Regions from separate parts of the Mus musculus genome. Here region 2 is linked to region 1. Evidence: chromatin loops called from intact Hi-C (ENCODE). Cell type or tissue: heart. All regions are shown on one strand. Each heading gives the region's core, and the rest is flanking DNA. Links, peaks and the distances in the headings are about the cores only. Region 1 has its middle 56 kb from the start of Mir5130. Region 2 holds the start of Kctd12 (potassium channel tetramerisation domain containing 12).

Evidence for each region. A loop is a pair of places that touch in the nucleus more often than their neighbours do. Peaks named below come from ENCODE experiments on the same cell type or tissue, not always from the same donor. Only the 100,000 strongest peaks of a DNase experiment are listed, where the experiment ranks them.
Region 2: it touches region 1 in a loop (1.9-fold over the local background); 4 of 42 quality-filtered maps call a loop at or near these places.

Annotation. Positions count from the first base shown.
Region 1 is chr14:102,919,084-102,934,738 of GRCm38, reverse strand. No RefSeq gene overlaps it. Among named protein-coding and RNA genes, the nearest start is that of Mir5130, 56 kb to the left of the region's middle. In heart, for the core only: no CTCF peak of the experiment used is centred there; a DNase peak (open chromatin) is centred at 9,878.
Region 2 is chr14:102,970,818-102,986,472 of GRCm38, reverse strand. Kctd12 (potassium channel tetramerisation domain containing 12) reads left to right here and starts at 3,836. Exons shown (of 1, transcript NM_177715.4): 1 at 3,836-9,892. The coding sequence starts at 4,033. The coding sequence ends at 5,016. Mir5130 (microRNA 5130) reads left to right here and starts at 3,841; the gene lies at 3,841-3,924. In heart, for the core only: CTCF peaks have their summits at 3,371, 4,683, 4,884, 5,700 and 1 weaker place; DNase peaks (open chromatin) are centred at 3,562, 4,622, 4,762, 10,442 and 1 weaker place; H3K4me3 peaks cover 3,648 bases; H3K27ac peaks cover 2,430 bases.

The DNA.
Region 1 (15,655 bases), core at 4,883-12,882:
AGGGGAGTTGGCTCTTTCTTTCCATAATGAGTCTCAGGGATTGAACTCAGGTGGTCAGGCTTGTTTGGTGGGCACTGAACCATCCGATGGCCCCACACATGTACATGATCTTTGTGGCTTTGACTCTTCTGCCTACCTCAGATTTGATTATTATTATATTTATTATTTTGCCTTGTGAACTTTTTAAAGCAACTGCATTAATATATCACTGACTGTGTAGGATTATACTTGTTGATTAATAGACTGACACAATTAGAAGATCCACTAGGGCAAGATAAGGTGCACCTCCTTTTCGGTAGTATTCTCCACACCAGTAGATTGCTAGTTACTTACTAACGCAGTCTGCAATAGTTCTTTCATGAACCCTACATAGGCATTGAAGCAAGACTGTGGAGCTCCACGCTTTTCATCTCATTTAATATTCAAAGCAACCCAGTACATTTCAATTATTAGTTGCATACAAATTAACAGTGGGGGCTTAAAGGGATTTAAACAATTTGCCAATGTGCACAGAGCTAGAAGTAGTAAGAGTTTGAATTAAAATTCATTTGCCTTACTCATTTGCCTTACTCTTGGATTCTTACATACTCATTTTAGGTTTTTATGATTCCTTGAATTACCTAATTGTTATTTTAGTATGCATTTCTTGATGAGTTAGGCTTGGCCTTTTAAAGTATATTTTTATTTCTTCTTTTAAGAATTAACTGTAAATATGTACTCTGTCTCTATAATTGTTATGGTCTTTGTGTATCCTAGTGAATTTGTAAATGCTATTCCTATATTAAGAATTATAATCATTTACATCTGCCTGGGGAGATGACTCCATTAAGGGGGGTCAAGTGATTGCATTGCAAGCAAGTGTGAGGAACCGAGTTCAATCCCCAGTGTACGTGCAATATGGTGGTATGACTTTACTACCCAGGGCTGGGAGGAAGAAGCTGAAAGAGTAAATAGCCTAACCTAACTGGTAAGTCCTGTGTTCTGGTGAGAGGTCTTGACTCAAAGAACCATCTCGATAGGTTCTGAGAAATGACCAATGTTGACCTCAAACCTCCACTTGTATGTATAATTACACACACATACTGGCACATGTGAACACGTACATCTCACAAAACCATTTGTATAATATTTATTATGAATTTTTAGTTGGTGATTTATGCCTTAATTTTCCTTACCTTAATGCTAAAATATTAGTCCTTTTCTTTATGAAAACTAAGCTTCAATAATTTTCAGCTTCCCCATATGAATTTCCCCTTATGAACTCTACAGGAAGACCAACAGAGTCAATTAAGCTGGACCCTTGGGGGCTCCTAAAGACAGAAACACCAACCAAAGAGCATACCTGGGCTGGATCTAGGTCTTCTCTCATAAGTGTAGCAGATGTGCAACTTGGTCTTTATGTGGATTCTCTAACAGCAGGAGCAATGGCTGTCCCACAGTCTGTTGCCTGCTGGTTGATTCTACTCCCCTAATTAGGCTGTCTTGCCTAGCTTCTGGGAGAGGATGTACCTAGTCCTGGGATTACTTGAGGTGCCAGGGTTGGTTGGTTTGCTGGGAGGAACCTCTTCTCAGAGGGAAGCTGGAGAGGGGTGAAGGGAGTGGGACTGAGAGGTGGGGGAGGGCTGTGATCAAGATATAAAGTGAAGAAGTAAAAAAAAGAAAAAAAGAAAATGTCCTTCTTTTATGAATGATGCGACTTTATGGTATATTTCCAAATCCAACTATACAAACTCCCTGAAACAACTCCCTCCTCCTCCTCCTCCTCCTCCTCCTCCTCCTCCTCCTCCTCCTCCTCCTCCTCCTCTTCTTCTTCTTCTTCTTCTTCTTCTTCTTCTTCTTCTTCTTCTTCTTCTTCTTCTTCTTCTTCTATAAATTTCCTTTGCTCCTCACCATGTATTTTATTTCTAGGTAACATGTGCTTACATTAACTATGTAAATTAGCAGTGACTTGGAAAGAGCTGAAAGGATCATATTTGCAATATTCTCACCCAGAAATAGCATTCATCCCCATTTATTTGGGACTCCTTCATACTTGAGATATTCTCTATTATGTCTTCAGATCTCTCCAAATTATTCTTTGGTATTATCAGTTCTAACTGTGAAAGAACCATAGTAAACTTGGGCCCAAGGTCCCAGCTGGTGGAAGTTGGGCAGGATGTTGGACTTGAAAGTCTAGAGGGAGACAGCTTTATGGTGTTCCAGGTCTCTCTGGTTTGTGGCAGAATCCCAGGCAGTAGTGAGCAACAAGGATTTCATAATAGTGTGGGAAAGTTGTTTGAGCCCCAGTTGAATGAGAGTAGATTTAGGGAAAAGATTCAACTATAGTTAAGAAACATGAAGGATCCATCAGATACTGAGTTAGAAGGCCAAGTACGGTGTGCTCAGTAAGAGGGTAGGGTAGCACTGGAATAGCTCAGCTCACACCCCCAAACATCATGCAGGCACACTGGAAACTGATTGGCTTATCAGGACAGGCGCTCCTTGTCAACGTTAGTTTGAAGTGTGGGTATAGAAGAGAGTGCAAGAGTGTAGGGCTGATGCACTTCTATGAATGGCAGTTGTAGCGGGCCATGGGGTTGAATAAAAAACCAAACTAAACCAAACAACAACAACAACAACAGAAACAAAAACAACCCCCAAAACAAAAATAAAACCAAAACAATTTGGAGGGAGCCAGCATGCAGACAGTTTTGTTAGAGGTTCTATGTGATAAGCCCCTAAAAATAGTGTCCTAATTGTGGGATCAAATTAATGAAAAAAATTACAGTGTTCATATTTATCAGTTAAATATAGTATAGTATTATTAAACTTAGATAAAATTGAGGGTACTTTTAAATGGAAAAAATCAATTTTTTTATATGAGGATTATATTTTATGGGAATTTTAGACATGTATATATAGCTCCTTGAGTCACCATGTGACCTCCTGACTCTTCAGCATGCTAATCCTTTGGTTTAAGTACATTCAAGGAAGATAAACTAATTTTTGTATTAGCCTAATAAAAATACAGGAAGGCATATCTGCTGTAATAGCATAATACACTATTATTATCTAAAGCTTAATATATTTGTACCGGTGCTCTAGGCAAATTTAATATGGTAAAAGACAGTTACATTAAAAAAATCAATCGGATAGTTATTTGCCTTGCAAAATTTTAATCATATGATTTCCACCAAGAAAAAAAAAAGCCCACAATTTCCTCTTGAGCATTTAAAATTTGATTTAGTGAACCAAATCAGATTTGACAACATATTTATCCTGATTAATAATCAAGGGTTAGTAGTTAATAGGGATAAACACACATTTTTTTTTAAAGGTTAAGTTTATAAATGTTAGTAGAAACATGGAGTGGAGTTCTATGGCCTTGGCATCAAAGAGGCCAGTTTTGTTAACCTCAAGCTAAAGCAGAAAGTGATAGAATGACATGGATTCCAGAATACAGGAATGCAATTTTGAGCTTCAGTTAATAGAAGTCAAGGGTTCAGGAGATGAATGCCAGGTACTCCACACAGGCCACACAGGGGCACTTCCTGCTTCTTCTAATAGAGAAAATGGATGCACTCTTAGCTGTAGCACTCATAGCTCTGGGGTCTAGTGCATGGGACAGTGACTAGAGAATAAATAGCTTGAAGGAGAGAGGGAAGAGATTCTTTAAATTATGCAATGAGCTGCCATCTGGAGGAAGACCTCCTCCTCCTCCTCCTCCTCCTCCTCAACCTCCTCGTCTTTCTCCTTTACTCTTTCATGCTTAGAATTCAAACCCAGCTTATGGAGAGGAAGTCCCCCCTCTGTACTGTGGGGGTGTAGGGGGAACTTTTCTGGTGTGAGTCAAGAGGTTCAACCAGAGGCTCCCAAGACTCCTATTGACTGATGAGTCCAAACCTAACCTGTCAGGGAAGTTATCCAGCTGTGATTGAATACCATATATTAGGTGCCTACCACTGATCTGTATAAATACCAACCCATCCCACCCTTATTTTAATGACCCTCTAGGTTAGATGCTTTCTCCATTTTACTGATGTGGCTACGAAGGCACCGAGATGTTATTTGCTAAGTCATCAAGGTAAGAGCAAGAACCCACAAGTGCCTCTAAGCTTTGTCTTAGGGGTTGGCTAGCAGATGACCCAAATCAAGTGTGTGGATCTATCATTCCTGGTATATTTTTGAACTGTTGTCTGAAATGACTTTTGTCAATAATACAGCAATTATTTAAAATAGTTCTCTGAGAAGATTTTTTTTCTAATTCTCCTGGAATTATGTATGTATAATTTGCCCGAAAAATCTTAGTGTTTGCTATATTGTGACTTGAATCATTTCTGGATAGAAATTTAGGTGATTTAAAAGTGGAAAAGTGGTTTGCAAATGGCGCACCCTTGTCCATTCTATTGTGTATACAGCAGAAACAACATATCAGTTAAAACAGGCAAGGACAAAGGACTGGATAAAGGGATAAATTGAGAATTTTTGGAGACAGAAAAACAGGCAAAAACTATAACTCTGATGAAGTAGAGAGTTGAAAGTTCAACAGCCAATGGAAAGATAAACAGTGCTACACTGTGTGAGGGGCTGTCACTACGCCTGAACATCTGTTTAGGGGGTAAATTGTCTACTTTTTCATCTTGGACAAGGCTTTCTGGAATGCCCTGAGGATGTATGTATTGCTGGTGGTGAGATCAAGGTTTTTGAGCACAAAGCTAGCCTGGGAAAGTTCTGGAAAGGAGTACTCCCCCAGATATTTTCTGAACTTTGCTTGTTTATGGAAAGGTGGCAGGCTGTTCACAGAAGGATCTAGAATCACCGTTGGGGGAAGATAGGAGCTATGGGTGAGCAAATGTGATATAGACACTCACTGCTCTCAAGTCTCCTGTGATTGAGAACAATGTAGAGTCTCACCAGTCAGGAATAATTTGGACTGTATATATGAGAGAACATAAATGCATGTGGGGGAGTGCAATGCCCTGTCTTGCAAGTGGGAAAGGACCAGAGTTTCACTTCCCAGTACTCACATAAAAGCCAGATGGCCATGGCTTTCCTGTAGTTCCAGCTCTGAAGAGGTAGGCAGGGCATACGTAAGGCTGGTTACTTATTAAACAAAAAGGTTTATTTGTTGCTCAGTTTGCTAATACGGGCTCAGCTTTGGTGAACATCTCATGGAAGATGAAGTCACAATGGTGGGAGCCTGTGTAAGGAGGAGAGAGCTTATGATGAGACAGATAATCAGGAAGAGGGGCCAGTCCTGATTTCCCACTTACCCTACTACCCCTTACCATTAGCCCAGGAGGGACCAAGCTTTTAGCACTTGAGGACTTTGAGGACAAGCGTAACTACATAGGACACAGCCTTATGTAATTACTCTAAAGAAGCTGTCCATAACATTAAAGGCAGGACCAAACCCTTAGAATAATTAAGTGGCTTAGCCAAAGTCTCTTCCCTATCGAGAGGGTAATTAATGCTTGTCATACCTAATCTCTTCACTATTTTGACTTTCTATATTTTCTTCTTAAATTATTATGCTTTATCACAACTAGTTCCTTAACATCATGTTTTTATTACCATTGCTTTTTTCCTCAAATGATAACATAATGAAACATTCCTGCAAAGACTAACAAATTTACTCAGCACAAGCAGGATATCTCTAGAGAGAAAGTACAGTGTGTTGGTAAAGCAGTTGTCTGGGATAGAGAAGCAGGCTATACTTTCAACTGGCCTTAGAGTCTATGGCCCTTTGAATCTTTTTATTTTACTAGTACACCTTGGTAGCATCATGATATTTGTCCTACTGAATGGATTGGTGCCTTTAAAAACAGACAGTTATATGGCATAGATCTGTTACTCGGCTGGGCACTGGGGATAAGAAGACAGAATCATGGTCTGCAGAAATTTACCTCAGAGATCACCTCCTCCAGCTCCAACTGACTGGCTGAAGCTGCGTTGAAGTAGAGATGTTGACTAGGGTTCCATTGCGTCTAATGTAGTCATAGTTTTTGTAGGATCACAGCCGTTGCTGCTCTTTGCATTTGACCATGAAAATTAAACTATTGTTCCAAACATAGAAATGTTGTTTTTGCCTTTAAGATGAAGTGCAAGGCATTTTGTACCCAACCTCAGCAACTAGCATCATGTCCTACTTCTATGGAAGAATGCTCACCATGTGTCACTTCAGTGTCTTCTTCAATGTAGGACCCTCACTGTCCACTTATCACGATGCTGTGACTTGGTCCCTGTTGTCTATGCTTCCTCCTAAATATCAACTATTTTTTCACTTGTCTTGCTTCCTTGACTGTTTGAATTCAGCTTCCTCCAGTGGGCCCTCTTTTGTTTTCTCAGTTGAGTTGGTCAGCAGTTCCTCAAGAATGTCCTTTAAGAAGATGCATATTCTGTGGTACGTTAGTGTTAGCATATAGCTTGTGAGGCCCGTATTTTCCATTGCATGTTAAAATGACTTGCAGATACTCTCCCACTGAGACTAGGCAGTTTTATGTTAGGATGGTATGCTGATCATTTTCAGGTTTCCAGGACTCGGAGAGGACACACAGTTAATTCTCAGTGAACATTTATGAAGCCTGTGGAACCACTAAAAGGATATTCGAAAATATATTTTTTAAATGTTTAAGTTACAGTGAGTGTATGGGATTGCTCTGGCCCTGAGAATAGTGGGTTGGGTGATAGTCTGCCTGTATGCTGATGGTGGTGATCTTACTCAGAAAGCCTGTTTCTGTTTCTCTCCCCCTTTTTTGTTTATGTAAAACATAGGCCCGCAGTACCTGCTAGTGAATTTCCACCAGTGGCTGCTGTTGGCATGGTAATTAAAGAACTTTTATTTGATTAGTTGTCTTTATTGGCAAGGATATAGTTTGTGTCCATATACCTTGCTTGGCTATGCCTTCTATCATGTTGTCTAGCTTTTATCTTTGACGTTTATTTTCTCTAGTGACTGTAGTCTAGATCTGTTTATGCAGTATGTTATTCTGCAACTCAGTGAGAAACAAATTGTAAGTTTTAATACCAGTGAAGCTTAGAGGTTGTAAATTTTTTTACTAGTGTCTAGGCTCAGACTTAAAAGTTTTATGTGTTATATAGTTTGCCATCAGAGATTTAAGTCAGCCAAACACCAACTGTTTATTGAATCTATTATGTGAGAAATGCCACAACAGGAAGAAAGGCAGGTAAGGGATGGATTGGTGTAGGGGGTGAGGAGGGTGGGATGGATGACCAGGGAGCAGTATCTCCCTGAACGGCTATGGGCAAATAAAATTAAGTAACAAAACACAAGTTGCCTTCACTTGGGTAAACATGTGGGTAAATGATAGACATTAGAGGCATGTAGGACCACGGAAATGGGAGCTGCGGAGAGAGCAGGGTCTAATTTTAAGAAATGGGCAGAGAGGAAGTGGGTGGGTTTTGTAGATGATTGGCATAGAGGGGGGAGATTCTGGCACTGGAAACCTAGTGTTTCCATGGCCAGTTTCTATGGCAGGATATTTATGATGGGTAGAACCACTCAGGGAAAGTCTTAGCGGGTATGCTGGCTTTCAGAGGGCAGGCAGGTTTCCTGGGTGCTTTGCTTTCTTGCCTTCTCGTTAAACTTCAGCTGGTGACTCACTAGGATGGTTTTAATATTGAGCTGCCAGTGCCTAGACCTCACGTCTTCAGGGTGAAATGAAGGACTAGGAAAAACAAAACTGTGCAGGTTTAATTGAAAAAAAAAAGCAAATGATATTCTTACTATATAACTGGCAGTTTTGGGGTTCTACTTCGGGGTATTTTGGGGTAGTACTTTGGAGGCATGGAAGAACTGTAATTTCTGAAGAAGCACAGTATTCAACCGGGGGCGGGGTGGTGGTCACACGAACACAGTCCATATGCAAAGGCATTGGTGTAGTTTCATGGAGCCTTCCTGGAAGATTAAAAATTAGTTAGGTTTGCTTTTGTGAAATTTCATTACGAAATGTATCTTAGTGAAGACTGGAAAACATAACGAAAACCTAAATAAATTACTCACTTAAAATAAATGGTATGTGGCTGCTGAGGCACTGCTAGGTGAAGAATTAACTTTTGCACAGTGGGTGGGGTCTCATCACTGAGTATTGCTTAGGTTCGCTTAGGGATTCGAAACCTAGAGAGGTCCTTTGGGCCAGATTTATAGCTTTAAGACGTGTTGCTTTCCACTAGAAAATAAATCACAATCCCGGGGCCGGGTATTTGGGGAGGGGGGGCTTAATAGCTTCATAAGGCTTTCAGAAGCTTCAAATATTTGCCCAAGACTGAACTCTGTTGGGACTTTAGTACTAGCTAGCACTGGGGGTTGACTAGTGGTCTCTGAACTTGGTAGCCTGGGGTATAAGATGGTCTAGGATTGACATGGAAAGGCTTCGGATCAGTGGGGTGATGTCAGAGGTGCACTGAGACTGGGAGTGCTGTAACTAGGGAAGCAGGCAAGGTAACCAGAGACAAGCTGTGGGAACCGTTGCTAGGGAGAGACAACAGCATCCTGCCAGATGGTGCCTGACATCTTCATGGCACTGAACTGCTTTTAACAGTCTGGGCTGTTTGGTTTTTTGCTGCCATGGGCTTACAATGGCCATCCCAGGAAGTTCAGAGTCCAGAGTCCTTTGGCACAGACCATGTTTGTGGCTGCTGAAGAGGAGGTTTTGGACAGCCAGAAATCAACAGAAAGATGGGACCTGGAAACAGACAGCAAAGAGAAACAAGCAAGCATGAGAAGGATGAAGACAAGGGAGACACCACACAGTGCACACACTGTCTCGTCTTCCAGGGGATGCTGGAGCCAAGGCCACATCCCCAGCTATGCCAGCATATGCAGCCACTTATCGAATAGATCCTGGTACCCAGACCCTCTCTGTGTGCTTGTCTCGATATGAGAAGATGGTGACGGCCCCCTGTCAAAGGCATTTCTGAAGTTTTAATGAGCTTGCTATTAGAATCTGCTAAACAGAATGATTCTGATACTAACAAGTGCTTGAAACAGAACGCAGTAGATTTAGTTTTAGTACCAATCTCTCCTTTACACATAAAAAAATTATTCCTTACAAGAAATATTATATTTATAGAAAATATATTTTTTGAGGGTTTGTGACAACAAATATTGGAAAAGTTTCCCACCTCCCAGCACCAACACCTTTGAAAAGGACTTGAGTACCCAGCTTGAATTTCTGGCCACTCCCGCCTGGTGGTAATGATGATTACCTGGGCTCCATTAAAGGAAGAGGGACACAGTTGCTATGGAGCAGATTTAATGTATTGCTTCCCCTCCGGGTTCCAAAGACTAACACACAAACAAGCTGAGAGATAAAGAAAAGCACTTTCCAGGCTCTGGAAGTCAGACAAACATAAATTACGATCTGTTTCAGTCTGAGGCTGAAGTAGGCCCACAGGAGACCATTCTTCTCCTTGGCAGGGTCTGTTCTCTGCTTTTCTCTGAACCCCTCTCAGGTGGAACCCTAGAACTGACATCTTAGAGGACAAACAAATATGTCAAACATTGACTTGGTGGGATGATAGCAGCCAGAAGCTGGGGTGCAGCTGCTCACCCCATTTTCTGATTCTTTTTCCCATGATGCTTAGGGCTCTGAGGGTTAGACAAGACCAAAAGCACAGGGTCCCTAGGGTCTAGGAATGCAACAATCAGTCTTTGGTGTGAGAGGCTAGCACTAACTTAAAAAAAATGTTTGGGGAGGGACCTGTCAAATCAGGCCTTCAGCTTTTCTAGTCGACATCAGCGATAAGCTTGCTTGGTGGCTTTGAGTTGAGAGACTTTGCCTGCTTTAATTTTTATTTTAGAAAGCTTACCCACTCTGGGGGGTGGGGAGCCACCCTTTAGCAGGATGTTGCAGAGGTTCAGAAAAATGACTTTTAGAGAAGTGAGTCCTCCCACGCAGAACCAGGGTGAGCCAGGCGTTGTTTGGGGCTATCTGGTGTCACTACTTTCTCTTCTACTTTTATTAAAACACCCCCAACACTCCCTTCATTGAAACCCAGTCCCTGGGATGATATGAGAAGCACTGGCTCATGGGCTCACTCTCCAGGGAAGAATTTAAACAGTTAACCCCCTTAGTTTACCTACTAATTCCAGCTCTGACTGACGGGCCTCTCTTCTACTGACCCCCCAGTCCAAGGTGCTGAAAACTTCCCAGTGTACATTGTATAAACATCAGGGTCTTTGTTGTTGGTGGTGCCCCCTTCTTTCCCTTCTGATGCCAAACCTCTTTTCTTTCCACCAGATATTGTTGAAGAGGCCAGAAGTTCCCTGTTATCCTGTTATTATATCTAGTATTCCTCCCTGTAGCAACACAGAGATAGGGTCCCAAATGGAGTATATTTTTTCCTCTAGGATGTTTATAAACTCCTAAAGATGCATTTTTTTTGCTTGTTTTTCAAAAAGAATTGATAGCTTACATGACACTCTCGAAAGACTCCCTCTACACCATTGGCTAACCCTGTCAAGACCCCAGATGCCCAGTGATGGCATTTCAGGCAGCAGGTGGAAGGAATTATCTGAGGTCTCTGGGATCTTGCTGGCACACAGCTTTTAGGGTTTGCAGACAGGCTGTATCAGTTCTCAGTGACACAGTTATTCCTAACGTCCTCCCACTGTTGTTAGATATTGAATGTGGATTCAGCTTTACATGTGAGCCCTTTAATGGAGCCTTCACGCCGCAGGAATCCCAAAGGTTGATATCTGAATTATTCAACACTTTATAGTTGCAAGTTAGTTTAAGCAGGAGGGAATATGTGTTTTTTTCTTTTTTTTTTCATGGAAAGAAGGAAGACATAGACTTCTGGGATGATCCAGTTGGTGTCTTCGGGAAGCATTTTCTTCCTTAATACAAAGATGGCCAAGATGGCTGCTGGCTTTTATTCTCTTAGTTTAGTAGTCACTGGGCAGAGTTCTCCCTTTGCTTCCCTCTGTCTGCCATCCTCCCTGGTCTCCCTTCGTTCACCCGGTACTGCAGCAGAGATCCTGCAGAGGGTTTTATCAGCACTCTGCCTCTCCTTGCTCTCTTCACTGCGGCCATGGTATGAGGCAATCTAACTGCTCAGGCTTGGATAACATGCTTAGAAGATGGGGGGCAATTGGAATACATAGATTAAGAATAGGAACAAAGTAGAAACTGCAGTTTTATAACCCAAAGAAAAGGGAAAGGATTTTAGGCTGTCAGTATCCAGGGGTATCTGCTGCTGGCTCCTGTATCGGGTCTTTCAGCACTGTAGATGTGGCAGGCTTTCAGAACACCTTTAGTTGGGGGGTTTAGCCTGACATTTTGTGGAGAGGTGGCCTATGATTATCTAGAGGCAGCAGGTTTATAACCTTCGTCAGTGTTTACAATGTCATTGATGTGCAACTTTCCAAGAATCATTGAGTAAAGGCCTTCGTTTTCCAGACAGAGAAACCGAGGGCTCATAAATCCCGACTAGTTGGCTTGTTCTAGGAGACAATGTCCATGATTCATCTGTAATCTCAGAAGTTTCTAGAAGGATACCAGTGTCTGCATACTTTGTTAAAAAAAAAAACATTTGGGAAACAAGGCACATAGACTCCGCACCTGGAGATTCACGATACCTTTATACATATTCAAACTTCCAGAGGAAATCATTACAGAGAAGCTGTTTTAACTCTGCTTAACCCAGAAACCCATTTGAATTCTTGCTCCTAAACCACCTGTAGCCTACTTAGGAAACTTGTTATAGAACTCTGCTGTTCCTTTAGGCGGTCTAGTGTCTCGTGGGCCCACACAGGGAATCCAGGACACCTACTTTACAAGGCCATGTGTTCCTCAGTGATCTGGTTCAGGTTCAGATTCCAGGACACCATTGCTTTCTGCTTCACAGAGGCAACCTCCTGATCCATCTCCTACATTTTATCATAGCACATCGCCCCTGGCCAAGTTACTAGAAGAACGGATGTTGATCCGTCTAGAAGAGAAAAGCTCTAGAGTTGAGAGTTGGCAGACTTTGGAACATGCCCTATGCCTCAGATATTTGTACAGTACGGGAAACTGGTTTTGCTTTCTGTTCCCTTTTATTCCTATTCCTGACCTGTTTCCTCCTTGGCTCCTCCCCTTTGACATTGTTCCACTGAGCCCTCCCTTCCTCTTCTGGGTATGTAGGTTTTTGTCGCCTACAACTTGTGCACATTTTTAGCCATTAATAACAGTAAATAGTAACAAGCTAGGATTGAGTGGGCAGCCACATTGCAGACACATCAGTTTACTATCAACATGATGGTCTATGTATTATTTTGTTTCTATTCTATAGAGGCAGATTCATATCGCATTGATGTCCAGGGATTTGCACCGCTCTGAGGTTATAACAGAAAACAAAATAAATTTTCCTGTGGTTGGATTATTGTCCCCTTGGGGCAGTCATTTAAGGTGACCACCAGTGAATATAATCTTCGAAAGCCTATGAAAATATTACTGGGCACTAAGGGCATAGTGTGTTCCCTCCCAAGAAATACATTTTGCTTTTATTGGCTGTCCTGGGAAAGCAGATGTCTTTCACCTGAGAATCATCCTAATGAAGAGAATATTAGATCCTGCGTGGTTCATGGGACAGAGTTTACCTCCTTACAGTGGGCCATGCACAGGACTGTGAGAGTGAAGGTATTCTTCAGAAGTGTGTGGGAAAGGTATATGTGTTTGTGTGTGTGTGTGTCCCTGTGTGTGTTTAAAGAAAAGGGGCAGGGAGAGAGAGACAGAAAGGGACACATAAGACATGAGCAGAGACCTGGGAAAAACACATATACTCACAGTGATATCAAGTCATAGAGAATGGGAGTGGCAGTTGCAAGAATATGGGACTTATTTCAATGTACTAGTTTTTCTCCAACCCATCTCTGAATACCTGCCCTTTCTCCCGGTGCCACTCTGTCTCTTGTGGGTCTTCTGATGAAGAGGAGCCTACTTCTCTGATAATGATACCCTACCCTTGCAACACACAGGAAGCAGTAAGTGAAAAAATGTTATCTGACGGGCAAGGATACTTGGCTTCAGTGTCAGAATGTGACATATCCTTCAGTCTCTCAGGTTCTCCCATTTTCTCTAGATTTCTTCTGTTTAGTGAAAGTCTAGGTATTCCAGTGCAATGTATCTTTAGCTTTAGGGCACACATTAATGAGGGAGGGCAAGGGGAGGGTAGGCCATGCGTGCAGGAATGGTTATAACAGGCAAGTGCTGGGGAAGAGAGAGGCTTGAAGGGGTGCTGAGATACTGAAGGTTGCCATCAAAGGCCAGAGATCAGAGGGGAAGAATGGAGGACTAAGGATGTTTCTGGAGTTGTGCACATATGTCCCTATGCAGCATCCAGACATGTATACTATATAAACCTTTCCCCTTGTTCTGGAAGCCATTGAGATGGAGACTGTATTCTAAGTGCGCTGATTGTTCACTGTGGAGGAGGGGAGTTATCTGGGCAGCAATCCAAGGAGGTATGCTGAGGATTGAATTGAGTCTTTTCCCACCCAAAGAAGACAGAACCTCTGGTACTTCAGAACAAGGCTCCATCCTTTAGAGAGTCAATCAGGTGAGGATGGGGCTGTCGGGTAGGCTGGGCTCTAAGTCAACATTACTGGTGTTCTTACAGAAAGAAAGGTTTGGACATAGAGATCGCTATGCACAGAGGCTTAATGTGAAGAGACATAGGGAAGTGTCATATAAAGATGGTAGCATACACTGGCATGTTGTTCCACAAGCTGAGAACCATCTGGAAATACCAAGAACTGGGGGAAGCCAGCTAGTATGCTTTCTCTATGGGTTCTGGAATGACCGTGGTACTGTTCCAGGGTCCTGGACTCCAGAACTGTGACATATTAGATTTCTATTGTTCTACCGATCTTTGTTATACTAGTCCTAGCCAACCAATGTAGGGTGAGAGTGTGACTCCCGTGAACACAAATGCCAGCATCGGAAATTCAGCCTCAGTGTGGCTTCTTTCCCAGGCCAGGCTTGCTATGGTTAGATACTAACATTAAAAAGTTGTTCAGAGTAAATAAGTGGCTCACAGTGAACCTGAGGTTTCTAACCATAGCCCATTCTCCTGCGACCACACCCACCACACCACAGCCCTCAGTCCTCTGGGACTGGAGAGGGAGGGAATGTGTGGTTAATTTGGAGCAGTGTCAGTCTGAGGCAGCCCCTGGGAACTCGATCTGAGACCTACCTGCTTAATCAGCGTGCTGCTCATCAGCCTCCTCTATTTCAGTCTGAAATTGTCATTCTCCCCTCGCCTTCTCTAGCTTGAAACTCTCCAGTCGGCCTCGCTAGAGCTCATCACATCTAAACCCATCCATGTTGGGTTCCCTGTCTCTTGCATTCATTCCCAGTCTGGGCAGGGACTGTTTAGGAAAGTGGATCTGATTAGGATCCTCTAAAGTCTTGTCGTTATTTATGATAACGTTTGAATTTCAAAGGGTCCCTTCTCAGTTGTGGGAGAGTCTAACCTCAGGGGAAGGCTCAGGCTCAGCATCTTCATCATCCTCACCACTAATAACGTCTTACTGTGTCATACCTGCTGCCCCTTTTCTGCGAGTAATAAACACCGAGCTCAGTATGCTCAGCCTTCAGTTGCAACTTCTGCTAACTAATTAATTGTCTTTGAATTCTACAAGCAAATTTATGGGAATCTAAGAACTCACATATACTGTTAGAATACTGAAATTGAAAATTTAAGAATAGTTGAACTGAAGGATATACCACATTTGCACAGGCGTCAGGGTATGAAGGAAGTAGACCCTGCTCAAATGTTAAGTGGATTTGAGGCACAGATCCAGACCTGCTTGGATAGGAGGCAGCTGGGGCTTACTGGATGGCAGAAAAGGTCCCAGGATGCCGTGTTGGCAAAATTATCCCAAACTTAGCCCCCAGGAACTTTCTGGAAATCATCCCTCTAGGGTATTGGGGAAATCTATTCTCAGGAAGGAGTCTCATTAAGGAAACACTGCTACAAATCTGCTTGGTGGGGGGTGGGGGTAAGTTCTGGCTGCTGAGTCCTATTTACTGCAGTGCATTGTGGGAACCAGACACTAGGGAAGCTGCCTCATTGCCAGTGCAGAGGCCCAGGCACCTACTTTCCCCAACTCCATGTTGTAAGAGGAGCCTGGACAAACTCTCAGCCTTGCAGCGGAAGACACCAGAGCCAGAGTGCAATTCTGCCTCCCCTGAGCTCATTATGGACTGGATAACAGTGCCAGAAAGCCAAAGAAAAACCTTTAAGGGGGCCATACTCACTTCCCCAGAGCAGACGACAAGGGTGAATTTGGAGCTGGCAGGGAATGAGATGACAACTAGCGTTCCAAGTCACAGAGTTCCAAACGGCTCCAACGAGATAGTTAATACAGATCCAAATGGAGTTGGCCTGCAAATCAGCGCTGAGTTTCCTCTTAGCCAAGACAGCATGAAGAAGAGAATGTGTCTCACTGTCTTCAGACGTTTTCTAGGATGAAAGTTGTGGCATCTGCTTCCAGAAGGCGCTGGTAAGACAAAGCACAGAAGATCCGATGTTAAAATGACAAGGACTAGAGCATGCAAAGTGCCCTACGTTTGTGAGCTTTGGAAATGTAGCACGGGTTGTTATTTTACTGTTAGCAGACGGTGCTGATCAATTTTCGATGTCAATTGGACGGTTAAAGACGCTTGAT
Region 2 (15,655 bases), core at 2,629-10,628, 54 kb before region 1:
TGGAAAGAGAGGCCCATTGGTCTTACAAACTTTATATGCACCAGTAAAGGGGAACGTCAGGGCCAAAAAGGGGGAGTGGGTGGGTAGAGGAGTCGGGGGGAGGGTATGGGGGACTTTTGGATAGCATTGGAAATGTAAATGAAGAAAATACCTAATAAAAAAAGATTAGAAGTCGGGCCGGGTGGTGGTGGCGCACGCCTTTAATCCCAGCACTGGAGAGGCAGAGACAGGCAGATTTCTGTGTTCGAGGCCAGCCTGGTCTACAGAGTGAGTTCCAGGACAGCCAAGGCTACACAGAGAAACCCTGTCTTGAAAAAACAACAACAACAACAAAAAACCAAAAAAACAAAAAAAGATTAGAACTCGGTCTACAGGTGCTTGCAGTATCTTTTACTTTAATTTCAAAGGCCCAAGTTCTGGCAAGGTATGTTCTCTCTTAGGAAAGTGCAGAGTCACATGAAAAAGAATAGAGGCCATCAGTGTATCCTTTGCTGAAGAACAGGTTGAGTCTAAACATGTGGATGATGCTTTTCTAAGGTCTTTCTGGGTCTCCATCCAACTGGGCATATTTAACATCCTGGATGATGAAAAGAGCTATGACCCTGGAACACACCCAGGCATCAAGCTTACTAGATTTTGTGATTCTAACTAATAGGCAAGAATCAAAAGACACAAAATCAACCAGACACCTATTCTCAAGTAGCTTGGGGTGGACAAATGTGTCATCTCAAGAGGTAGAGAAGGATGGCTGCATGCTGCCTGCCATAGGCACACCTCACTTTCAGACTGCAGTCAGTGATGACATCAAGGGCATTTTGGTGTTTACAGGACACAAGGAGATGACACTGCATAAACTTGCACTGTGAGACGAGCTAATTCCTGACCCAGACCCTTGGACTTGTCTGATGTCTGTCTAGAATGCTAAATGCTACTGTTCTTGAATGTGCTGGGGCTCTTCCAGCATCATTTTCAGAGACACCTTCCTCAGATACTCTACAGCAGGAGTGATGTTCACATTGTCCCTTTATTTCATTTCATGAATTATTTTTGGTACGTGTGATGTTTATTATTATCCAAACAGTGTGTGTGTGTGTGTGTGTGTGTGTGTGTGTGTGTGTGTGTGTGTGTATGTGTGTGTAGTATAAGCTCTAAGAGGGCAGTGATTATTCTGAACACACTTCCTGGAACATGGTGGTAGACCTTGAATGACTACAGAGGGAATAAGTGAATGATCAAAGTATTTATCAAAAGATTATAGAGCCCCGGCTGTGTTCTGGATATTAAGGATATAGTAATGAACAGAGCTGAGAAATATCCCTGACCTCTTTGGGTCTTACATTCTGACACAGGGAAAGAGACTTTCAACAAAGAAGGCAGGGAAGAGAAAGCTGTGGAATAGAGCTGCACTTCATTGAACAGGGTAATGGGCAAAGGGGACCTGGGGAAGGGAAGAAGGAAGGGGTGGGACACAGTGTGGGGGATGACGAGTCATTTAAGGAAAGAGAGAGGGGAAGGGCCAATGGCATGAGAACCCAGCACATTCATTGCAAAGTGTTATGGCATGGGTCAAAGAAGCATGTGTGGGTCAGAAACAAGCAAGCATCTGTCACATCATTAGAAGGACTTTGGTTTTGCTCATGTGTGACGTGGGAAGAAACACACAACACAGGGTCTGACTGGATCCTTCTCTTTGGTCTAGTGATGGAAGACTGATGGGTGCTAGAGTAGAGGCAGTTTGGAGGTCCAGGCAGTGATCTGAGGTGATAATGAGGTGATGTTGGCTTGGTCAACATGAGGTAATGTTGGCTTGGTCTTGAGGGGTGGTGGAGAGGTAGTGACCCTAAGACGGGAAGGATCTTGAAGGGAGACATGGCAGCATAGAACAATGACCCAGTTGTGCCAAGGTGACACTGAAGTCTTTTCTTGGGCTTACAGAAAAGTGGCAGTTTTGTCAGGCCTGAGATGCTGATATATCACATTCAGTGTCGGGACTCGGAACTTTCCTGTCATCTATCATTTATCCCAAGGAACAGTTGAAGAATGGTGAAATATATTCAGTATCAGAAATCTGTGCCTGCAATTAAGCAGGCTGGTCTGGGGCCTGATCTTATTTCAGCTCTGTGACACGAGTGCAGTAATTGTTTGGCAGACATAAACATTTCAGAAATGAAAATGACATTCATCCGTGAGAAGACTATCAAGCTCATTGGACAGTCGCACAAAGGGTAGACATCATTATTAAGACAAAGATCTTTCTGGGCTTATTGTGATTGACAGCCTGTCCTTCAAAGTGATCTGATAACTGTTCAGATGGCCAACCCTTTGCCTCTTGGCTGCTCTAAAGGAGATGTAGGTAGTCAGCCTTGAATTCTCCACAGCCTGATGCCCAGCAACGTATAAGAGCATTTATTAAAATTGTGGTTTTTCAGAGTCTCCTCTATCTTGGGCTTCTTGAAGCCCTTATCTATTTATTCACCAAAAACCAACGATCAGATAACAGACCACAAATTTGAGATTTCAGAACGTGCCAAGTGCAAAGATGGGAATTTGAAGAGCAACCTGTCTCATTCCCCTGGGAGACCATGGAAGGTTTCCCGGCAGTGGCAGAATTCTGTGGGCTGAAATTTGTGCATGACTCCAAACGCTGAACAAGTAGGAGTCCATAGAGAGCATGGCTAAATCTGAAGGGCCTTCAGACCTACACAGCCTTTCTTCTCTGGTGGACGGTCTTGTAAAGTACAGAAGAGAACGATGGAGGGAGGAGGAGAACACGGGTTACTGGACCTTTAGAACAGTTATGCATGGGCTAAAAGTAAATTATTTTCTATACGTGCATTAACATTTCAAGGAACAAATAAAACATCAGCGGAATTTTAGTAAAATAATGAAATACTAGTAAAATCATTAAATACTAATAATACGAATAAAAGAAAATATTAGATTGGAATTTTCTGGTGCGATTTACAGATGGCTGAAAGCAACCGGAGGCCTCACGTCCCACTATTGGAGGCGCTTATTAGCTTTTCTTGCCCACGCAGTGTAAGCCCCTCCCCCCCCCTTTGTGTCCACCCAACTTCCTCTCCTAGTCATTTCTGCTCACTGCAGTACTGTGTTGTGGTTTCCTAACCAAAGACTTTATGCTCTCGCAAAATAATCTAACAGAGCATTTTCGCGAAGCATTCGCTTGTGGTTTCTAGGGATTTTTCGAGGCTATACGCTAGTCACATAGTCACGTGAAAAACCTTTGGGTGGTCTGGACTTGAAGGGACCGGTGCATCCTTTCCAAGTTAGTGTCTCTTCAGAACTTCCAGAGACCCGGGGATGGATCTCCAACAGCAGCGCTCTGCACTGTTAGAAGCGGGTAGGTCTAGAGGGCGCTAGCCGCAGGCAATCAAGCTTTTCCACTCTGCCAGAAAGTTTCCAACCCCTTCTGGAGTCCCCGGGTGCCGGCTGCGGTCAGCCGAGAAGGGCGGCGGGAGGGGAGGTGGGAACACAAGAGGATCGCTTTAGTGATCAGCCTCCTGGAGAAGCGCCTGGAGGCTCTGACCCACTGCGGAAGAGGAAGAGGAGCTGGGCCCGGAGCGGGTGGGCGGACGGGCGGTGACAGTCCGGTCGTCCCCCGGAGCGCGCGGGTCAGGGTGGAGCCTGCAGCCCCGAGCCGCGTCAGCGTTTAGCATGCAAATGCATTCCCCGCTCCTCCCCCACCCCCACCCCGCCCCAGCCCTCCCCGCCCCGGGAGCGAGCTCAGCGGCTCCGCAGCCGCCCACCGCCTCCTGCGCGCCGCGCCGCCCAAGCGGGCGGCTCTACTTAAGCGGCGCGCGGGCCGCGACCCGCCACTCGCCTGGAGCGCGCGGGCGAGGCAGGCGCAGCGCACCGGGGCTCTCGTGGGCGCACTGCTGCGCGCTCGCACCGCGCGGCTCTCAGTGGCCGGCCGCCGCCTGAGCGCAGGGCTCCCCGATAAGAGCCGCTGGGGCTTCCGATCGCGACCCCGCTCCCTGCCACTTGGCCCATCCGGGCCACCTCTTTTTGGCCATGGCTCTGGCGGACAGCACCCGAGGATTACCCAACGGGGGCGGAGGCGGAGGTGGCAGCGGCTCGTCGTCGTCCTCGGCGGAGCCGCCGCTCTTCCCGGACATCGTAGAGCTGAACGTGGGAGGGCAGGTGTATGTGACCCGGCGCTGCACCGTGGTGTCCGTGCCCGACTCGCTGCTCTGGCGTATGTTCACGCAGCAGCAGCCGCAGGAGCTGGCCCGGGACAGCAAAGGCCGCTTCTTTCTGGACCGGGACGGCTTCCTCTTCCGCTACATCCTGGATTACCTGCGGGACTTGCAGCTCGTGCTGCCCGACTACTTCCCGGAGCGCAGCCGGCTGCAGCGCGAGGCCGAGTACTTCGAGCTGCCGGAGCTCGTGCGTCGCCTCGGGGCGCCCCAGCAACCCGGTCCGGGGCCACCGCCGCCGCACTCGCGCCGCGGGGTGCACAAGGAGGGCTCTCTGGGCGATGAGCTGCTGCCGCTGGGCTACGCAGAGCCCGAGCCGCAGGAGGGCGCCTCGGCCGGGGCGCCTTCGCCCACGCTGGAGCTGGCTAGCCGCAGCCCGTCCGGGGGCGCGGCGGGGCCCCTGCTCACGCCGTCCCAGTCTTTGGACGGCAGCCGGCGCTCCGGCTACATCACCATCGGCTACCGCGGCTCCTACACCATCGGGCGCGACGCTCAGGCGGACGCCAAGTTCCGGCGGGTGGCGCGCATCACCGTGTGCGGCAAGACGTCGCTGGCCAAGGAGGTGTTTGGGGACACCCTGAATGAGAGCCGGGACCCCGACCGGCCCCCGGAGCGCTACACCTCCCGCTATTACCTCAAGTTCAACTTCCTAGAGCAGGCCTTCGATAAGCTGTCCGAGTCGGGCTTCCACATGGTGGCGTGCAGCTCCACGGGCACCTGCGCTTTTGCTAGCAGCACCGACCAGAGCGAGGACAAGATCTGGACCAGCTACACCGAGTACGTCTTCTGCAGGGAGTGAGCTCCCCACGCCCGCCCCTCGCCACTCCGGTGCCCACTTCCCTTCCTCCCCTCGGGGGACAGGATTATAGATGCCCTCGCTTCCTCCCTGTTTCCCGATTCCTTCTGCCCCCACCCCCAGATCTCCTAGTAGGTCACCCAGACCCGTCTGCACCCCACTTGCGAATCTGCAGCCACAAATCCTCTGGGCGTCTTCATCATCTTTGGACCCCACTAGCCGAGAGAGTGTTCTGATGTAGCCCTTCACTCATGCTTCCTCTACTCCTGGCCTCCAACCACCCTTCCCCCAGATTGTCGTGATCTAGTGGGACAGTCACCAAGTACCTGGGAATGACTGAATTGATCAGAATCGGATTGCACGGTGTCCGGCGTGCAGTTCGGACGAGTCCTTGACATCTTAAACCCTTTGACTCCATAGCGGTTTCAGAGATCAGAACTGAGAGTGCTGTGTGGAGAGAGTGCTTTAAAAGGTTGTTAGAGATTTGACCCTCATTAGAAAGAGAGTTTTAGACAATTGAATGGTAGACCGTATGCTGGAAGACCCCAAGGACGCAGTTCAGAGACTGTAAATAAAGAGATTTTTTTGTTTGTTTTTAAAGTTACAGGTAGAAGTAAATTCTAGTACTGGCAACAGGGGAGAGTTCTATTTACCCCCAACACATTAGATCTCCTGTGGCTTAAAATTGTAGAAAGCAATCCTCCTGCCTGCGGAGGCGCCCTTTCTCTTCAGCTGTTTGCCGAGCTTTAGGTTTTGTTGGTTAAGGCTTCTAGGCTAGGAGCAGGCAGGGAGCGGGAGGCAGCGCTTCTAGAAGTCACCTGGCAGTGACCCAGTAACGCAGGAGTGGTTAGTAGGGACAGTCAGCCCTTACTTAGGTCTAGGACTGTGGGAGGGTTGGGGAGGGAGGAAAGATGGGAGGAAGGGCGGGAGGGAGGAGGGGGACATGCTCATTTATTATTTGAAAGTTGGAAGTTTGTATAATCCATTTGAGTATGTGCGCATTTAAAAAAATATGAAACAGTACGTGTAAACTTAGATTTTATCAAGATTAGTAGAAGACCCATCTTCAGCTGGAAGTCTATCGAGCTATTTTGAGTCCTAAACTTAGTTGCTAATACTTGTATAACCTAACCAAAGAGTTACCTAGTAGAGTTTTTAGTGATTTGAACATTTATTTTTCTTGTTGATTCTATTTCCTCACTTATAGCCTATTTACTTAAGCAAAATAAGTTTGATTTTTAATTACTTAGACTTCAGATCTCTTTATTATTATTATTATTATTGTTAGCAGTAGTGTTTTTAAATTGATGTTTTCTGCAAGGCCAGCAAGTGTGGGCTGCTGGGCTGTTCTGAAAACCGGAACAATGCTCTTTCTTTCCTGCGTTTGTTTGACGTTGCAGTGACAGATTCGAAAGATCAACGGAAGCACGGGGGGGGGGGGCTGCCCATCTGTAGATAGCTGTCAAGTGGAATGTTTCTAAATGAAGGCAAATAAGTACTTCAGTGTGAGCCGAGCAATAACGCGGTATTTAGGTGAATGCAACAGAAACAGGGGACCTTTGCCTTATTGCCTTTCCTCTCACGTGGAATGAATTCCCAGTGTGTATCCTGTGTACACCACAGCAGAGAGGAGGTATGCCCGTATGCTTCCACACCACAGCAGAGAGGAGGTATGCCCGTATGCTTCCCTCTGAGAGACGTCCTTTGGATAATCTGTGATTACAGAGAAGCCTTTGTGTATGTGTGTGTGTTTGTTTTATCATCTTACTCTGAAATATGTTTTTAAGGATTTTTGTAAGAGCCATTTGAAGTGTTTAAATTAGAGCTATTTTTTCCTTGTTTTTAAAAAACGAACCTTGTACCGTGTATCTCATCATATCCGAGGCAGATGTTATGAATTGGGACAGTTTTATTCTCAGACTCCTGTGATCAAATCTGTACATACCATATACAAACATTTTACACGAATCATTTAGTTTTTTAATTCATCTACTGATGCTATAAAATTTCCTATATTTACCCCTGGTAACTTGCATTTGATGGTGTATATACAAAAGCAACGCATTTTGGTGAGCTTCTCATATCCTTGCCTGTGAACTTGGGTCAGGAAAACAGTCACAACTACAAGGCTGGGTTTGCTCCATACTTTTTTGCTGGGATGTTAGTTGTATAGTAATCATGTGTCAGCTACCTGTATTCAAGCTATCCATATTTTTAATCCAATGATGTCTTCATTTTAATTGGGAGATTTTTTTTTCCTTTAGAGAAGAGTTAGCTTCATGTACAAAGTGTGTGATTTTAAAGAAAGGGCAGCAGGGGTCCAGGAAGCTGTGCTTACTCCAGCTTTGGGCTTGTTTTTAGGCGGTGGATCAGGTAATGGCTCAGAACCTTTGTTTCAAGCCTGAAATGACTTAGGACTGTCAATCACTGGCCAAGTGTGAGTCTCAGACTTCTCCCATGCCACGGAACAGTGCTAGATTGCTTAAGAAAGAAATGTATGAATAAAAACCATCTTTAGGACAGCTCAAAATACACTGAGAGATGACAAAACGGAAGTTCTAGCTTCCTTGTCAAGTCTGCATAACACTAGAAGCCATGGGAAACTGCTGAAGTTTTGTCTGCATTGTTTATGAATTGAAGCTTGGAAAATTATTCAGTTTGTCTCACTAACACACAGACATTTCTGTACCTTCCACCATACTGGCTGGCCTGTTAAAGATTGGGCCATTAGTATAAGGGACAGTACATGGACCTCTTCCTGGGAGTGACTGTGCCCTCTGCTGTTAGGGGCAATGCATAAAAACTTAGTGCTTTTCAGCCCAAGTTAAGTCTGAGCAGTCATCTCATTATATGATAGGTAAGTATGACTGAGCCAGGCTGATGTCGTTGGGTCCTTTCCTCTCCATGCACTTTGGGTTGTAGAAGAAACCCTTAGGGCTTATAAAATGTTCTGAAATCTCGGTCAGCACCTGTGAATTTGATGACTGTACCAAACAGTGGAGCCTCTCTCATCAGTATCTTTGAAATGACCCAGAAGAATATTATAAACTACTCAGATATTCACGGCTGCATTAATCTATCTCAGAGAGGCAATCATTTGCATATGTTGATCAAATTACCATTTGATGCTCATAAATAATGGAATGACATTAGGTTTAATAAGTAATTTTTTTAAAAAGTGTTGACAGTCTCTGTGGTTGTAAAAAAACAAAACAAAACAGGTCCCAGGTTCCATGCTTGTCTATCAGATGTTTGATATGTCTGTTTTTATTTTAATACGTGTGGATTACAAACCACATTCGTTCTAGATTTTCAAACATGTAATGGAAAATATACCTTGCAGGTGTGAGAAATTTCCCCTTTAATACTGTTTTTATTCTAGTGTGTCTTATTTGTTTTTGTTCAGTTGCTAGCAAAATGATAATTTTAGCCCCAATTGTCTTCTTTTTCAAAGCAGAATCATATGTGTGTATACCTGCTGCTTCTCCGGGGAGATGTATGATGTGCCAATACCCAGAGACAACTGGCAGTGCTTACAACGTGGTCTAATTTCTATGGCCGTTTCCATGGAATGCAGTTATTACGTTAAAGCCATGTATTACGAAGCTTTGATAAATTTTTAACTCTTCATATTATGATAAATTCCAATCTAGCATTCAAATAATTTTTGTACTCCTATATGTAAAATGAGCTATACAAATATTTAGAAAAATATTGAGTGAAGGAAGTGAATTCCTTAAGAATTTCTTTTACAGTCTAAAATTACAAGTACCATAAAACTGACATGTTTTAAAAATAGTAAATTTGGTATTTTTATTGTAAAACTCTTAGTTACGTCTTTGCTTAAAATTTTATTGTGTTTCCTCTCACTACAAATCTTTTAAAATCTGAATATTTTGGATAATGTAAGTCTCTCTCTCTCTCTCTCTCTCTCTCTCTCTCTCTCTCTCTCTCTCTCAAGTAGTGAATAAAACACAGTGTTCTCTGTGTCCACAGTACTTGGAAGAAGTTTTCACATACCTGGAAGTAGGTTATGTTATAGCTAACTTTTCTTGGTGACAGTTTTGGATAGTACACATCTCAAAATATTAATACTGGAGGATTTAGATTCTTTACAAGGCCCATTAAACAAAGATGGAAGAATCCTATTAGAAGACCTCCACTGGAGTCAGCTGTTGGATGGTAGGAGGGTTGACCAGTTGACCAAGAATGCTTGCCACTTTATTTTATAATATTTTTCCAAGCCAGTTTTGTTTGTTTAAAATGTGTTTCAAGGTGTGCAGACATCAATTTTAATGTAAACTGCTATACAACTGTCTTTGTGACTTGATAGCCATGTAAACTTTGCTATAACTATTGAATACAAACGATATATACTCATTCATTACCACTGATCATATCCGTTGGATGATGAAGGATTGAAACATTCATCATGGTTATACACTTTGAACATGTAAATTAAATTTTCTGGGTATTTGAAAAAAATGCTGTTTGTAATACTTATTTGGGTTCTGACATGTTGAAATTGTTATTTGCTAAGCGATACCTTTGAGCTGTTTCTTTAAAATCTAAGGGGACATGGAAAATATAATAATATCACACTTTTCTAATGAAACATAAATCCAAGAATAAAAGCTCTTCTATATCCAAAGGGAAACAAAAACACATGGATGAAATCTTTTCAGAGGTGCTCAAACTTTGAAATTGTCTTCATCCATCTAAATACTCTCCTTCATTTCTTCTATTCACAACCAGTTGTATAATGGAAACACCCAATACTGTTTTCCCTGCTGTGTGCGAAGTAATGAATCATTGATTATGTGACTTGTTATGTATTCTATTAAACACTAAAGAATAAAACATTCACTCCTTTAATTACTCCCCCTGGTTCCTGGGTATGGATTGGCTGGAATATTCTTCTAATTTCATTTAAGGAGTTTTGGAAATACTATGATTGCTTCCCACATTGCTGTGGGACTGATGGACAGTAGAACAATGCCCATAGACCATTAGATATCACCAAGTAAATTTCCATCTGGGCCAGGCCTTTCTCTTTTTATTGCCAAGAATACACAGCAGGCAATCTGATAGTTGTTTCAGAAGACAAATCTTTCACAGTATTTTCTTTAATTTCAGTCGTTGCTGCCACTGTTGTATAAGGGCAGTATGACGTAAATGACCCCTTTAAGTGTGAAGGAACACAGTAGTAGATGCAAGATTTGCCCAAAGTAAAAGTGTTTCGTGAAGGCCTTAAGGTTCTGGCGAGCATTGGACAGGAACAACTGTCTGACTGACTATATGCACTGCTGTCACCAGTCTTTGAAGTTCCTTATTTCCAAAGAAGGCCTAGTGCCACTCTGACTGGGAAATTACAGAAACAAGCTGCTTGCTGGGTTATAGCACAGGAAGCCGGGAGTCAGGTGGATAGAGCGAGCCAGGTTTCGCCCTTCCTCTTTTGCCTGTGCTTCCTCTGGGTAGCTTTTGTTTTGTATATATAAACACACATGATTTATTTTTGAAAATGTCATAGATATGACAAAATCCTTAGGCACAACAATAATGCGGATAATAAAGAAGAGACCTCTCCTTTTCTAACCCCTAGCTTTTCCCAGAGACAACATCCAGGATTTCGTCTATCCATTAAATAATACTTATTTGCATGCCCTCTCTTTCCTGCAGTGGCTGTGCCTCTTCCATCCTCTCCCTCTGGTTTGAGCACTTATCTGAGGGCGCTTGTGACACATGGGCATGTGGCAATGATCTATCTCTGTTTCCAATAATTCCATGATATTCTGCATTGATGTACCATGGTCCAGATGGGCTGCAATTTTTATTTTAAATTTGTCCTTTACTAACATGTATTTAAGTCTCTAGGGATTTTTTTTTCTCTACTCCAAAGAATGTATTTTTACATGCATGGAGATAGTTTTTTTTTTTTCCTCCCTCAGGAACTAAAAAATTCAGGTCTTTGATGTATAGGCATTTAACTTAAGTTTTTTTTTAAAACTTTTTGATACTACAAAAGGGTTCAATATACACATATTTACTAAAGTTTCCCCAGACCAGTGCTATGTGCTGTACTACTGTCTGTGATGGTGAACAGCAGCAATGAGCCAGAGATCTCAGTCAACTGCCGGATGATAATAATGACAGTGATCGATTCTCTACAGTGCATTGTGTTGCTAAGCCGGAGTGTTCTTTAGTTAGAGGTATTAAATAAGTGCCTCAAAAAAACCCTTATATTTTAACCTAGGACGGGCTTATTGGCATGAAAACACATAAATCAAAGGATGTTTAACTCTATATTCTTTCTTAAAGGATTTATTTATTTATTTATTTGCATGGGTGTTTTGCCTGTGTGTAGGTAGGTGAACCATGTGCATGAAGTTCTTGTAGAGGACAAAAGAGAATGTTGGATTCCCTGGAACTGGAATCGCATGTGGTTGTGAGCCATTGTGTTAGTTCAGGGAACTGAGCCTGGGCTCTCTGTAAGAGCAGCTAGTGCTTTGAATGGGTGAGCCACCTCTCCAATCCCTCTTGATAGCTCTTTTTCAATAGAGTGTTTGTAATCCTAGCTAGAGCAATAAAGCAGGTTATAATAAAAGCAAAACTAGGACAGGAAGAAGTGAACTTACCAGATAGTGGTGGATATATTATTCTTAGAAGACCCTGAGGATTCCACTGGAAAACTTGATCTGACAAACACTTTCAGCACAAAAGCTTGATACAGAATTAAGATATTCAGATATGTAGCTTTCATATATCCAAGAATTTCTTGCTAAGGAAGAAAGAAAAAAATCCTAACCCTAGTATCTTATACACACACACACACACACACACACACACACACACACACACACCCAATCTAAGAATAGACTTAATCAAGGAGGTACAAGTTTCTACAGTGAGAATCTTAAAACACTGAAGAAAAATGTGAAGAGGTCGCTAAAAGATAGAAAACAATATCTGGCGAAGCTTCTCCCACTACACACTTTAGTAAAGGCGCCTTTGCAAGAACCCACTGCACACTTTGCACACTTACGTGAAGGTACCTTTGGAGGCCAAAGAGGCCATCAGATCACCTGGAAGTAGATTTATAGGCAGCTATGAGCTCCTGATGTAGGAACTGATGCTTGAGAAAAGTCATCTCTCCAGCCCCAAACACTTGGATTTTAGAAATGTATCCATGCACAGTGTTAAGTAATTCCAAAGCAAATGTCCCTTTGGGTCAAAATGCACCTTGTCATCTTGGTGCTCAGGGTGTAGAGACATGGGCTGCCAGGGGCAACCTGGTTAGCCTGACTAACCAAATGTGTGAGTTCTGGGTTCAAGAAGAGACCTTTCCCCAGTAAATAAAGTACAGAACAAAGAGGAATGTACTAGATAATAAATCCCTGATCTCCATATGCACATGAACAAACCTGCCCCCAGACACCTTTGAAATGTAACACACACACACACACACACACACACACACACACACACACACACACACACACAAATCAGAGTAAAACAAAGACCTTCACTAAAACAACCCACAAACCACACAACCCCCAGTTCCCAAATTAACCACTACCAATGAAAACTGTGGGGGAGGAGGAGCCAGTGAGAGCCAGCGAGAGCCAGCGAGAGCCAGTGAGAGCCAGTGAGAGCCAGTGAGAGCCAGCCTCTTGTACCCTATTAGTAGGATCTGCACTCTGGTTCTTGGGATTTACTGAAGAGTTTTAAGCAAGGGATGTGGTAATCCATGTAAAATTACTGATACACAATTTCACGTGTGGTGCTGAGTGCAAACGGAGCCAGAGGACACTTAGGAGGTGATCACGGGAGTTCACATAAGGGGTCACACTAGTCTACAGGCAGAGCACCTGGCCAAAATGTGGTGCGAGGTCTTGTTCTGTCTTGGTCTTTCTTCTCTGGAAAACAGAATAAAAAGCACGTAGTTTTGAATGAAAAGTAATCAGAGTCGGATCTCATTGGCGCCTGGCATTTCTTGCTTCTGTGTTTTGTGGGTGCCTTGCTATTCTCTTCCTCTTGGCATCTCTTTGCCCACTTACAGGATGGGGCAAGGCACCTCTTTCTTTATTTTGCCCCAGGGCTCAACAGTGTACAGACTTCACAGAGCACCACTAAATATTTGTGGCTAAATAAATGTTTATACTAATTAATTCATTTTTAAAATGTATCATGGAGAAAAATTTTTTAGCTGAAAATGTACCTACTTCTACATAGGAAATTACAGTAGCAGAAATAAAAAAATATCCCTCTTCCTACTTATATATGTGCATAAACACTTGAGAAATTATCCTTGCAAATTCATCAGTAAATATCCATAGATGACAGCTCTTTCCTTTGACACAGACGCCTGTGTCAGACCTAGCTGATGTTCTTCCCTGCACAGCCATTGGCAGGTGTTTCAAGGCCCCACGTGAACTTCTGGCTAGTGGAGAAAATGTAGGGTCGTGTTCTCATTTTGTGAGGAAGACAGGCTCACTGGCAGCCTATTATAGGTTGTCCTGGGGCTGTGATTTGGTACAGGTTTGAAAATCTCGACTGCAAAGTTTCAAGAGGCATAGGGAAGAAATATGACCTTCTGGCACTGCTGGAGCACACTCTTCCAAATGTTCTGCTGGGGAAAGTTGTGGGTTTTTGAAAACCACAGTTGCCAGGACTTTAGAAGGTAAATGGTTTGTGTTCTTGGATTCTGACCTCACAGTAAGAAATGCGTTTTCTTTCGTCTCAGGCCTATGTGTGTTTAATGTATTTTTTTTTCTGTGACCTAATATCATAGGCAGAGGTATTAAAGTTTTGCTCACTAGTATTAAGAATGCAACTTCTAAACAGTGAGTAGCTTGCCTGGACATACATGCTTCTTATGCCAGCATCTGAAAGGCAGAAACCTGGAGGCAGAGTTAGAGGCCAGCTTTGGATTCAGAGTGAGACCCTGCCTAAAATCAAAACCAACCAACCAACCAACCAACCAACCAACCAACCAACCAACCAACCAACCAACCAACCAGTCAACCAACCAACCAACAACAACAACAAACCCCACCAACAGTTGGACTTCATTGCATCTAATTTTTAAATTCCTCTGTCATGTAGACTCTCCTTCCTTCTCTGTCTTTTAGAAGAATACTCAAGGGTTGTGTGTTATTATCCTCACATAGTTGATTCTCAGTTTGAGTCAACTTGGGGGTGAATAAGGCTTGGAACCTTGGATATTTGTGTTTTCATACTTTTGAGGTCCTGAGTTCATGGAAGGATCTATTAGTGACTTCTCCTTTAAGAAGGTATCGGCAACAAAAGACTGGAGTCCCACATCTCTGAAGTGACTGTATCTGAAGTGCCCTTCTGCAAGTCAAGTCATGACTGTTAAGTGGGGTCACACCCACACTCTGATCAGGCAGGTTTAGGATTCTTTCAAGAGGAGTTAGAGAGACCAGAGCTGCCCTTGAGCCAGGGAAGAGGAGGTCATATGTACCCATAGAGATGGTGGCCATCTATCAGATGGAGCCTCCGAATGGAACCCGCCTTTCCCGCCCCCACAGCCTGCAGGTTGAGCAGACATTTCTGTTGTGCAAACAAACCCGGGATTCAGCCTTTCAGAGACTTGTTATGGCAGCCCAAGAAGGATGATAAATTAGTATTCACTTAACTACAGGGAGTTAAGTGTAAGTGATCTTTAGCTAAGAAAGACAAAGTCTCTCTCTTTCTTTCTTTCTTTCTTTCTTTCTTTCTTTCTTTCTTTCTTTCTTTCTTTCTTTCTTTCTTTCTTTCTTTTCTTCCTTCCTTCCTTCCTCCCTCCCTCCCTCCCTCCCTCCCTCCCTCTCTCTCTCTCTCTCTCTCTCTCTCTTAAAGATGGAAGCTAAAATTATGAGAAACTGCAGATAAAACACCCCTTTAATTCAACGTGGCATTACCTTACAGAGAGGTCTGCTTTATTTATTTTTTAAGTATTTTAAAAAAAATTTTCTACTGGGACTTGAACTCATGACCTTAGGTAGTCTACCTCTGAGCTAAGTCTCCATCCTTCCTTATAGGGCAGTTTTAATGGCTCAGGCTCTATGGGGTTACTTGTTGTCTGAGGGCTTGAGAAGGAGGCTGACTTTAGAGCCAAGTTTACTGATTGTCACCATTATCATCTATTTTCTTTCAGGAAATAAGAACATTTGAGGTTCTACTTTGTTTAAAAAAATGTCGAAATATTTTTTTCCTAATTCCAAAGTTTGGCATTTTTTTATAACTTGTGTTTCTTTATTTTGAAATTCAAAGGTCTTTTTCTTTTGTTCAGTTAATATAAATGTTCTAAGGCAGTGCCTATGTTCTTAGGAGCGGTAGGCAGTTAAACATTATTAATCAAGTTATGATGACAGGGAAGCTAAGGTAAACAGTATCAATAAAGTGTTGGAAAAACCCTGTCTTCTTTAGTAAGTACCATCTTGTGTTTGCTAAATAAAAAAAATTGGTTTAGTCTAAAAGCAGAAAGCTTCTGGAAAAAAAAAAAAACTCGACCCAAACCAAACTAAAGAACCTGCTTTGTCATTATATACTCTGTTCAATGAGCAGAACATTTTTTAAAGCAGAATGAAATATATGTATTAAAATGTTTAAATTATATAGGTAGAAAAGCATCTTAGCT